2 separate regions of the Mus musculus genome follow, and region 1 is linked to region 2. A link is a loop called in an ENCODE intact Hi-C map of the cell type or tissue named here. Cell type or tissue: heart. All regions are shown on one strand. Links, peaks and the distances in the headings refer to the core of each region. The heading gives the core; the rest is flanking DNA.

Region 1 (5,524 bases), core at 313-5,312, 61 kb after region 2:
CTGGGCACTCACATGCCCATACCCACATTCCAAAACATAATCTAAAACAAAGTAAAAAAAAAAAAAAAAACCTTTAAGAATAGGCAGAAGCCAGAAACAAAACAACCAACTGAGCTGGATACAGTGGCACTCCCAGCACTTGGGAAGCATGAAGAGGTTTGCTATGAATTCAAGAGTGGTGTCTCAAACCGCAAATATTAATAATAACAAGAAATTCAATAAAAATATGTAAAATGGGGTTGCAAGGATGTCTCAGAGGTTAAAAGCACATACTGTTCTTTCAGGCTCACTTCTGCCTGTAGCTGCAGGTCCAAGAGACTAGTTGCTTATGGTCTCGGTGGGTATCTGCACTCAACGTGTACATCTCAACCCACACACAAATACACATCACTAAAACTAAATTTTCTTTAAAACCCACACCAAATAAATGTAGAATGTTACAGTTTCAAATATCGACTTGAGAAAGTGTCTTCAGTTATTAAGACATCCAATGACTGGAATATAGTTTGGTTGTTGAAAGGCTTGCCTTGCACAAGTTCCCGAGCGCCGCCAAAACTCAAACAAAACAGCATGTTTATAAAGCATTCATAAAACCTTACACAGTGCAATTCTAACACACGTTAGACTGTGTTACCGTAACTCTAAACAAAATAACTTCACTTTTTTTTAATGCTATCAACTTGCTGAATGTTTGGGTGAACGAATACATTGTTCAATGAAAAAAAAAAAATCCAGCGATGAGTTTAGCTTCGATTTCTGTTCCCCCAGAAAGCATAGCGGGGGCGGGGGCGGTATTCAAGTATTCTGCATAAACTCACTGCCATTAATTAACCCCAGTTACAGAGGAGCAAAGGCAGGAGGAGAGGAACAAAACCCGAAAAGGGTGGGGGGTGGGGGGGAGAACCCACAGAAAGGTGGCTCGTCCTATCCAAGGAGAACTAATTAAAGCAGATTAATGGAGTAGGGCCATGTAGGGCTGGGAAACCAGTTTCCTGCCTTAATCTGGTGGTCTGAGAGAAAATTCGGTGGCGCTGGAAGCCAAAGATCAGCTACCGAGGAAAAGCAGCCTGGGCCGCAGTCGACTCGCTCAAATACCCTTGAGGGACCAGAGTCGCAAGGTTCCAACTCCGATCACCACCGGACACGCGTGAGGCAACGGGGGCCCTGTTTGCAGTCGGCTCCGGGGCAGCCTCGCAGAAGAACCCCCTCTTGCAGGCAGAGACTAGGAGCTGGCGGGGCAACGCCGGGCGAGCACCCGGGGCCAGGCCACTCGCACCCGCCGGGAAGGGTCGGGAAATCTGGGAACTAAGTGGCCGGCCGGGCGGGGACACCGCGAAGGCAGCCGGGGAACAGGCGCCAAGCTGCCGGGCTCGTTTATGGGGGGGAAGGAAAGAGTATCGGGGCGCGATCCGAAATGCACCCTCTGACTTCAATCCATCCCCCGCCTGGCGGAGACCGCCCGCCTCTCGCCAGGCTCCCCCGAGGCCCACAACACAGCCCTCCCGGAGCCCCGAGTCCCCCACTCACCCAGCTCCTCCGCCTGCAACCGGAGCGGAGCACACACGGCGAACAGCAGCGCCAGGACACTCGGCCCACCAGCCCCGGTCCCCATGGTCCCGCCGGACTCCAGACCCGCAGGATCGGCCTCCCGGCCCGGCTCTACACTGCCGCTGCCCGCCTAGGGCAGCCTCCTTCGCGGCCCGGCCCGGCGCGGCGCGGGCACACGGCACAGATCCCTCTGGGCGGCCCGCGCCCGCGAGAGGGCGTGTCCTCCCCGCCCTGCCCCGCCCCGCCCCGCCCCCTCCCCGGGGTGATCAGCCGCACCACCGGTCTCCCAAGGGGGGCGCCCAGTTTCCCCCTCACCCCACCCCGCCCCCGCGCCACCTGCCCGGATTCACTAGAAAATGAAAATCAAAAATTCACCTGGCACGCAGGCTCGCCAGAGCCCGGGGGTTCACCGAGACTCCGCCCCTCTGGCAGTTTGTCAGCTCTACCCTAGAGCTGGTCTGCCAAGGCTATGCAAGGCATCTGAAATCTGATGGGATGATGGCAGTTCAAGTCCATTCATTCATTCATTCATTCATTCTCTCTCTCTCTCCATCTCTCTCTCTCTCTCTCTTCATTCATTCCGTTGTTTAACTCAACTTTCTACGCGGCTGGGTGCTTAAATTCACTCGGCATTTGCAGAGCTTAGAAATAATCGCTCACTACAAACTGCAGTCTGTAACATGGACAGTATATTTGGAGCACATTTGGAGAGATCTAATTGGATGGTGAAAAGGCAGCTGGGAGCAAAGCGAGAGTAAAAGACAGAGAGCTGAGTTCGTGCCCAGGTTGTTCAGAGGATTAAAGGGCGGGAAGGGGCCAGTTGGAGCTGAAGCTCAGTAGACAGGTGGGTGCCTGGCCAGATGTGGGAAAAGACGTGCAGAGTAGGACCAGTAAGAGATATGTAAACTGCAGAGTCCCCAGAGCAGTCTGGAAAACTTCAGACTGAGCAATGTTTGAGGCGCTCTCTGAGGTGGTGGGAAAGTCTTGAGATTAGGTTCGATGGACCGCGGAGGAGTTTAGAGCCCATTACTGGGTCGTTCAATTGGAGTCCTGGTCGTCAAATTGAACAGAGAAACGGTTAATACTCGTTTTAAGGACTGTCACCTTTAGGTCCCCCCCGTGACTTTCCTCTGCGTGGCCACAACCTTAGCTCTAACTCACACACCACCTCGTGGCCTCTGGGAATTATTACATCTAGAGTGCGTCGGGGTGGGGTGGTCTCGGCAGCTGAGGAAGATCAGACCCTCCAAGGCCAAGTGACCTTTGGAATTTTCTCCAACTCCAAGCCTAAGCTGACAGGTAGGATAACTTTTTGCCTTAAAAATGTTTTGTTGTTTTGAGATTGAGGTTTATCGTCTGTGTTCTGAGGGCTTCTCTTGTCTTCCTGGCTGGTATTGAGTAGTTTGCTAAGTAGCCGGAGGCTGACCTTGGAACTCCTGAACCTTCTTCCCCCACCTCTGAGATAGGGGAATACAGGCAGGCCTTCATATCCTGCCTGGTTTACACTTTAACTTTTGAGATTCCAAGTGTGATTTGGCAGTGGACTTTGCACCTTCCTTTATGGCAACCTCAGAGGAAAGACTTACAGCTTTCCAACTGAGCCTTTCTTAGATCTGAGTGTAGAGCCAGTCTCTGACTGGGACACATTCGCTTGCCTTCATGTTAACTCTTCCCCAGTTGTCATAGAGAGGAAATAAATATGTATATGTCCTGGCTGGTTTTGTGTCAACTTGACACAGCTGGAGTTATCACAGAGAAAGGAGCTTCAGTTGAGGAAATGCCTCCATGAGATCCAACTGGAAGGCATCTTCTCAATTAGTGATCAAGGGGGAAAGGCCCCTTGTGGGTGGGACCATCTCTGGGCTGGTAGTCTTGGCTTCCATAAGAAAGCAGGCTGAGCAAGCCAGGAGAAACAAGCAAGCCAGCAAAGAACATCCCTCCATGGCCTCTGCATCAGCTCCTGCTTCCTGACCTGCTTGAGTTCCAGTCCTGACTTCTTTCAGTGATGAACAGCAGTATGGAAGTGTAAGCCGAATAAACCCTTTCCTCCCCCAACTTGCTTCTTGGTCATGATGTTTGTGCAGGAATAGAAACCCTGACTAAGACAGTATATAAAGATCGGGAGTGTAAAGGATGTACTTAAACAGTAGGCTTATCTTCAAATCAAAAGTAAATATACTTTTATGAAAATACTGAGTATCTTCATACACACCGTAAAAATTTACCTCAATAAGGAAACATTTGCTAGCTTCACCTTCTTTTCTTTCAAAAAATATTTTTTTTATTTTTTATTTTTTTATTTGGGACAGAACCTAACTATGCAGCTCTGGCTGCCCTGGAACTTACAGATATCCACCTGCCTCTGTTTTCCAGGTGCTAAGATTAATTTGGCTACCAAAACCGACGGTTTTTTTTTTTTCTTTTTTGTTCATTTTTTATCTTTTTAAATATTTTTACTAGGTATTTTCCTCATTTACATTTCCAATGCTATCCCAATATCCCAAAAGTCCCCCATACCCTCCCCCTCACTCCCCTACCCACCTACTCCCACTTTTTGGCCCTGGCGTTCCCCTGTACTAGGGCATATAAAGTTTGCATGACCAATGGGCCTCTCTTTCCAGTGATGGCCGACTAGGCTATCTTTTGATACATATGCAGCTAGAGACAAGAGCTCCGGGGTACTGGTTAGTTCATATTGTTGTTCCACCTATAGGGTTGCAGTTCCCTTTAGCTCCTTGGGTATTCTCTAGCTCCTCCATTGGGGGCCCTGTGATCCATAGCTGACTGTGAGCATCCACTCCTGTGTTTGCTAGGCCCCGGCATAGTCTCACAAGAGACAGCCATATCTGGGTCCTTTCAGCAAAATCTTGCTAGTGTATGCAATGGTGTCAATGTTGGAGGCTGATTATGGGATGGATTCCTGGATATGGCAGTCTCTAGATGGTCCATCCTTTTGTCTCAGCTCCAAACTTTGTCTCTGTAACTCCTTCGATGGGTGATTGTTTCAAATTCTAAGAAGGGGCAAAGTGTCCACACTTTGGTCTTCCTTCTTGAGTTTCATGTATTTCAAAAATTGTATCTTATATCTTGGATATTCTAAGTTTCTGGGCTAATATCCACTTATCAGTGAGAACATATCATTTGAGTTCTTTTGTGATTAGGTTACCTCACTCAGGATGATGCCCTCCAGGTCCAACCATTTGCCTAGGAATTTCATAAATTCATTCTTTTTAATAGCTGAGTAGTACTCCATTGTGTAAATGTACCACATTTTCTGTATCCATTCCTCTGTTGAGGGGCATCTGGGTTCTTTCCAGCTTCTGGCTATTATAAATAAGGCTGCTATGAACATAGTGGATCATGTGTCTTTCTTACCGGTTGGAACATTTTCTGGATATATGCCCAGGAGAGGTATTGCAGGATCCTCTGGTAGTACTATGTCCAATTTTCTAAGGAACCACCAGACTGATTTCCAGAGTGATTGTTACAAGCTTGCAATCCCACCAACAATGGAGGAGTCCAAAACAGACTTTTAATTAAAATTTTTAAATCACATTTTTATCTGTTGTGTGTGTCTGTGTGGGTCCACACACGTGGAAGAGAGTGGAAGAGAGGGATGTTTGTAAGAGTTCCTTCTGTCTTTCCACTTTGCAGGACCCTAGGCTTGAACTCGGGTTAGTCTTGCTTGACAGCTGAGCCGTCCCTCTGTCCAATGTCCTTCTCTTAAGTTCATTTCTAAGAAAGTGAATTTGGACAACTCCTGGCTGCCTCTAGCAAGTTTAGCTCTGAGAGCCATGAACGACGACAAGCAAAGATGACCAGGAGCATTGTTGACCACTGAGGAATCCATTGAGTCATGGGAGCCCTGGTGACCTCTTTCATCTCAGTCGATACTTTGATAGGAATAGTTTTATCTTTCTATATTGAAATCCTCAGCCAGATACAGGAAAAGATTGAGAATCTGGAGGCGGGGAGG
Region 2 (5,524 bases), core at 270-5,269:
GAAACACCTATTACTCATTTTTCCCTAGCTTTTTTGGGGGGTGCTTATCTCACCCCCTCTTTTTTTTGCCTAGTCCAAGACTATACTTTTAATTTTTCATATTTCTTCAATATTTTTTATTTTTGAGATTATAGTCACATAATTTCTCCTTTCCTTTTCTTCCCTCCAAATCTTCCCCTATACCCCTCTTTGCTGTATTTCAGATTTGTGTCCTTTCTTTTCATTAATGATTTGTGTGTGTGTATTTACCTGCTCATTCTGTATAATGGTATTCATGGTTCTTGTCAGGGCTGATCACTTAGAGTCGACTAATCAATTGGTGTGTTCTACCCCGGAGAAGAATATTTCTCTTGCTCTCAGTTTCCTGTATGTCTTTGTGCAAGGCTGAAGTCTCCTGGGCTTGCCGGGTCCATTTGGGGGCGTCTACTGTTGTTCTTGTTTAGCTCATGTTTGGACAGTTCCTTGAATACTTTTTGAGCATAATTAATTTGTAAAATGAATTAGTTAAGGGCAGCAAGATGTCCCAGTCCTAAAGGTCCACCAAGCTGCCAAGGGTTTACTGAAGCTCAGTGGTGGTTTGAATAAGAATTGCCTCAAAAGGCTCATTTGAATGTTTTAATCACCAGGGAGTGGTACTGTTTGAAAGGATTAGGAAGTGTGGTCTTGTAGGAAGTTTGTCCAAAGCCCAAGCCAAGCCCAGTCTCTTTCTTTCTCTCTCTCCATCTCTCTCAGCTTCTACTCCAGCACCATGCTTGCCACCATTCTCCCCACCATGATGATAAAACCCTCTAAAACTGTAAGCAAACCCTAATTACATGCTTTTCTTTTCTAAGAGTTGCCTTGGCCATGGTGTCTCTTCACTACAATAGAACAGTGATTAAGATAAATTCAATCTCTGGAATCCATAAAGTGAAGAGAAAATCAGCTTCCATAAGCTGTCTTCTGACCATCACTTGTATCATGATAAAGAGTGCCCCACCACACAAAGGAAATAATAATAATAATAATAATAATAATAATAATAATAATAATAATAATAAATTAGTTAAGTGATATATACCATTGAAAAGCAGATATACCCCACTACCAGAAAGGTAGAAAGGTCAGCAACAGGATGGTGGACCTCATGGCCTACATGGCCTCCAAAGAGTAAGAAACCCTGGACCATCCACCCCAGCAAGGACACTGAGAGCAAGAGAGAGGCCCTTAGTTGCTGAGGAGTCCCTGTCCCAACTCCGGCCCCCAACACTGAGCATCTCTCTCACAATTTCCATTCCAGAACCCCATAATAACAGGAGGGGCCTAGGGAGCTCTCCCTACTCTCTTGAATACTATCAATAAGTTTGCTGTACACCCCCCCCACACACACACACCCCAAAAATAAGGAAGGAAGGAAGGAAGGAAGGAAGGAAGGAAGGAAGGGAGGGAGGGAGGGAGGGAGGGAGGGAGGGAGGGAGGGAGGGAGAGGGAGAGGGAGAGGGAGAGGGAGGGAGAGAGAGAGAAAGAGAGGAAGGGAGGGGAGGGGAGGGGAGGGGAGGGGAGGGGAGGGGAGGGGAGGGGAGGGGAGGGGAGGGGAGGGAAGGGAAGGAAAGGAAAGGAAAGGAAAGGAAAGGAAAGGAAAGGAAAGGAAAGGAAAGGAAAGGAAAGGAAAGGAAAGGAAAGGAAAGGAAAGAGGTGAAAAGGTGGCGAAGGAAAACTGTCCTGTGGTCAGAACTTAAGGAGAAGCCCAAAGCCCACACTGCCTTGGGCTTTGAAAACAGCCACTTGAAACTGCAAACAGAAATAGAATGGATGCCTACATTGTCAGTTGAGGCAGACCCCAGAATCTTAAGGACTCAAAAAGGCCCTTTTAAGTTCTTCACATACAGCTTCTGAATTCCATTCTGTCCCCATCCCATTGGCAGCGCCACGCACACATTCTATCACCAACAACTGCTTGTAACATCTACATATTTCTCTAAATAACATACTGTACTCTATGCTATTTAATTATTCCTTTTATGCAGCTGAAATGGGCATCTCTATATTTATCCAGGGATCCTGCTGCTTTTTAGGGCCACACAAAATGAAGCAATGCCTTTTCTGTGATGATACCTTTAAGATCACATATTCTCAACAAACTATGTAATCCCCCAGCACTTGGAAGATGGAAACAGGAAGAAGACCAGGAGCCTGGGGCTACAAAGGATTCTATCACAAACAAACAAACTCAAAGATACAATCTCCCTCAAGTCTGAATCCTTCTACTTCACTGACTCCACAAGTAATTAGTTTTCCAGATTTTGTTTTGTTGATGTACAGGATGCTCTAGTTTTGCAAAGAACCTTCCAAAAAAGATTTGTTATATCAAATGTACTTCCTAAGAGGAAGCTGCCATGGAGTAGATTCTAAAATAACCCCAAGGATCTGCCTTCTGGTAATCCCCCTGGTAGACAGGAAGCTGTGACATTCTATTAATAATTCATAGAACACGGCAAAAAGGTGGGACGTCACACCTCTCCACTCTATCTCATATGAGTATGAGATGCCTTCGCTCATGATTCTCTCTTGCTGGCTTCAGGGACATGTGCAGCCATGTTAGGAGGACACATGGCAAGAATGGAAGCACCACCAGCCAAGATCCAAGAATTCAAGGCTTTCTGTCCAGTGACCCTCAAGTAGTTGAATGTGCGAGCTTAGAAGCTGGCCTGTCACTAGAGGAGCCACAGAGGGGCTGTAGCTCCAGCTGACATTTCAGCTCTATCCTTATGAGATCCTGAAGTGGGAGCCCAGTCAAACCCTGCTCAGATTCCTAATCCACAGAAGCTAGAGATGGGCCAGCAAGGTGGCTCAGTAGATAAAAGGCTTGTGTGGCAAGTGCAACCACCTGAGTTTGATCCCTGGGTCTCATCATGGAAAGAAAGAATGAATTCCTGAAACTGTTCTCTGACATCCACACTGCAAACAATTACCTGTATGCACAGGAACACACAACACACACAGAACACACACAAAATGTATTTTAAAGAAAAGAAAAGAAAAGAAAAGAAAAGAAAAGAAAAGAAAAGAAAGCTTGATATTGTGTTGTATGTCTCTGATCCCAGCAACCAGGAAACAGAAATAAGCAGATTTGGTCTATAGAGAGTTCCAGATCTGCCAGGTCTACCAGGTGAGACCCTGTCTCCCAATATATAAACATATAAATATAAAAAGACAACTGGGGATAACAGATGAGGTTGCTTCAGCCATGGGGCAGGGCACATTGTTATGCAGCTGCTAAGTATCTAACAGATAAGGGGAAGATACTAACCAGACTTCTGTAAAGAGATAAACTTTCAAAAGCCAACAGTGGCCAGGCATCATGACACTCCCCTTTAATCCCAGCACTTGGGAAGCAGAGGCAGACAATCTGTGAGTTCCCGCAATCCCTCCCAGGAGAACAATAAAATCTTCCCACTGACAGGGAAGAAACTCCATTTCAACCTTTGTCTTCTAGTTAATTTCCTGGAATCATTGAGGAATAGCTTCTCTACTTTTTTTTTTTTAAAGAAAGATAGGCAAGATAAATATCCTGTGTCCAATTTATAAATGAAAGAAATACAGAAAAGAGGAAACAAAAAGCAAAATCAGGATGTGCTAGAAGAAAAAAACAAAATAAAATGTGAAGAACAGCCTACAACAAGATTACAGTGGAGTTGTCTCTCCTGCCAGAGGCAGCTTTTCCATCTCTACAGTGTATGTGAGAGAGACAGTTCTCTTATTTATTTATTTATTTATTTATTTATTTATTTATATTAGATATTTTCTTCATTTACATTTCAAATGCTATCCCCTTTCCCAGTTTCCTCTCCAAAAGTCCCCCCACCCCACATTGATGGCCAACTAGGCCATCCTCTGCCGCATATGCAAACTAGAGACACAAGCTCTGGGGGGTACTGGTTAGTTCATATTGTTATTCCTCCTATAGGGTTGCAGACCCCTTCAGCTCCTTCATTGGGAGCCCTGTGATCCACCCAACAGATGACTGTGAGCATCCACTTCTGTATTTGCCAGGCCCTGGTAGAGCCTCACAAGAGACAGCTATATCAGGGACCTGTCAGAAAAATCTCCATGCATGAAGATATGTCAGTAATGAACTACAGATGCTTCACATCCTAACTAAATCAAGCCAACTCTTTCAACAGTCAAATGCAAATTCAACTATTTTAAATGGTAATATAAGCAGAGTGTGTGTGTGTGTGTGAGAGAGAGAGAGAGAGAGAGAGAGAGACGGAGAGAGACAGAGAGAGAGAGAGAGAGAGAGAGAGAGAGAGAGAGAGAAACCTGTAAGTAGAAACAAATAGTGGATTACATATTAGGAGACAGGACAAACAGATTAGGAAAATAATCTTCTGGGCTTTATTTTTTTCTGGGAAATATATATATTTTCCAGATAGTCCTCTTAGACATAAAAATAGAGGTGGGTGGGCAGAAGTAAAGCAGATGGCTTTCTTCTGTGATGTGACCAGTAATGTCACTAGCTCTATATAGAAGACAACTGCAGTACTATAGAACTAATGCTACCAGAACTACTACGGCTTGTTAATACTAGCAAGATGACTCCTGGATGACAAACTTGTCACCTGATGATGACAAGTATGCCCAGTAGCTCCAAACTGAGAGAAAAGAGAACTCTGACTCTACAGAGCTACAGAGTTGTTCTCTGACCTCCATGTGTGCCACATCTACATATGCACATCACACATACACACACACACACACACATGCTCGCTCGCATGTAAAAGAAAAAGATGAAAGAGAAAGAGAGAGAGGATGAATGTTTAAGTATATAAGTATAATAAGTATACAAATCTATGGCCTTTTGTAGAAATTGGACAGGTGTTTGTTTGGATCTCAAGTCTCACGTGTTTTTTTTTGGGGGGGGGGTTGTTTTTGGTTTTTTGAGACAGGGTTTCTCTGTATAGTCCTGGCTGTCCTGGAACTCACTTTGTAGACCAGGCTGGCCTCGAACTCAGAAATCTGCCTGCCTCTGCCTCCCGAGTGCTGGGATTAAAGGCATGCGACACTATGCCTGGCTAAGTCTTATGTGTTAATAAAACCTAATGTCCAGCCCGTAGCACTATTAGGACATGGGAGAACCTTTAGGAGGTGTGGCCTTATGGGGATAAATTAGATCACTAAGAATGCGCCATTGAAAGGGGCCATGGAATGCCCTCTTCCCTTTCTCAGTGGTCTTCCCAGTGGTCCTTGGGCTCCACCTCAGACCCAGCAGCAAGCAGGCTGGACTGAAACTCTCAAATGTGAAATGAAAACCAACTTCTATACTTTTACTGTAGATTTCTCTCAGGAATTCATTACAGGAAGAAAATGCTGAACAATACAACAGAATAATACTTTTTTTTTTCCGAGACAGGGTTTCTCTGTGTAGCCCTGGCTGTCCTGGAACTCACTCTGTAGACCAGGCTGGCCTCGAACTCAGAAATTCGCCTGCCTCTGCCTCCCAAGTGCTGGGATTAAAGGTGTGTGCCACCACCGCCCGGCCAGA

The links. A loop is a pair of places that touch in the nucleus more often than their neighbours do. Peaks named below come from ENCODE experiments on the same cell type or tissue, not always from the same donor. Only the 100,000 strongest peaks of a DNase experiment are listed, where the experiment ranks them.
Region 1: a loop joins it to region 2, with 5 times the contacts of the local background. A loop is called at or near these places in 5 of 42 quality-filtered maps.

What each region holds. Positions count from the first base shown.
Region 1 is chr10:52,229,839-52,235,362 of GRCm38, reverse strand. It overlaps Dcbld1 (discoidin, CUB and LCCL domain containing 1), which reads right to left and starts at 1,744. Exons shown (of 11, transcript NM_025705.4): 1 at 1,528-1,744. The coding sequence starts at 1,612. In heart, for the core only: CTCF peaks have their summits at 1,664 and 2,719; DNase peaks (open chromatin) are centred at 1,212, 1,842 and 2,692; H3K4me3 peaks cover 2,468 bases; H3K27ac peaks cover 1,388 bases.
Region 2 is chr10:52,291,171-52,296,694 of GRCm38, reverse strand. The region is part of intron 5 of Dcbld1 (discoidin, CUB and LCCL domain containing 1); the gene reads right to left. Among named protein-coding and RNA genes, the nearest start is that of Dcbld1, 60 kb to the right of the region's middle. In heart, for the core only: no CTCF peak of the experiment used is centred there; a DNase peak (open chromatin) is centred at 2,574.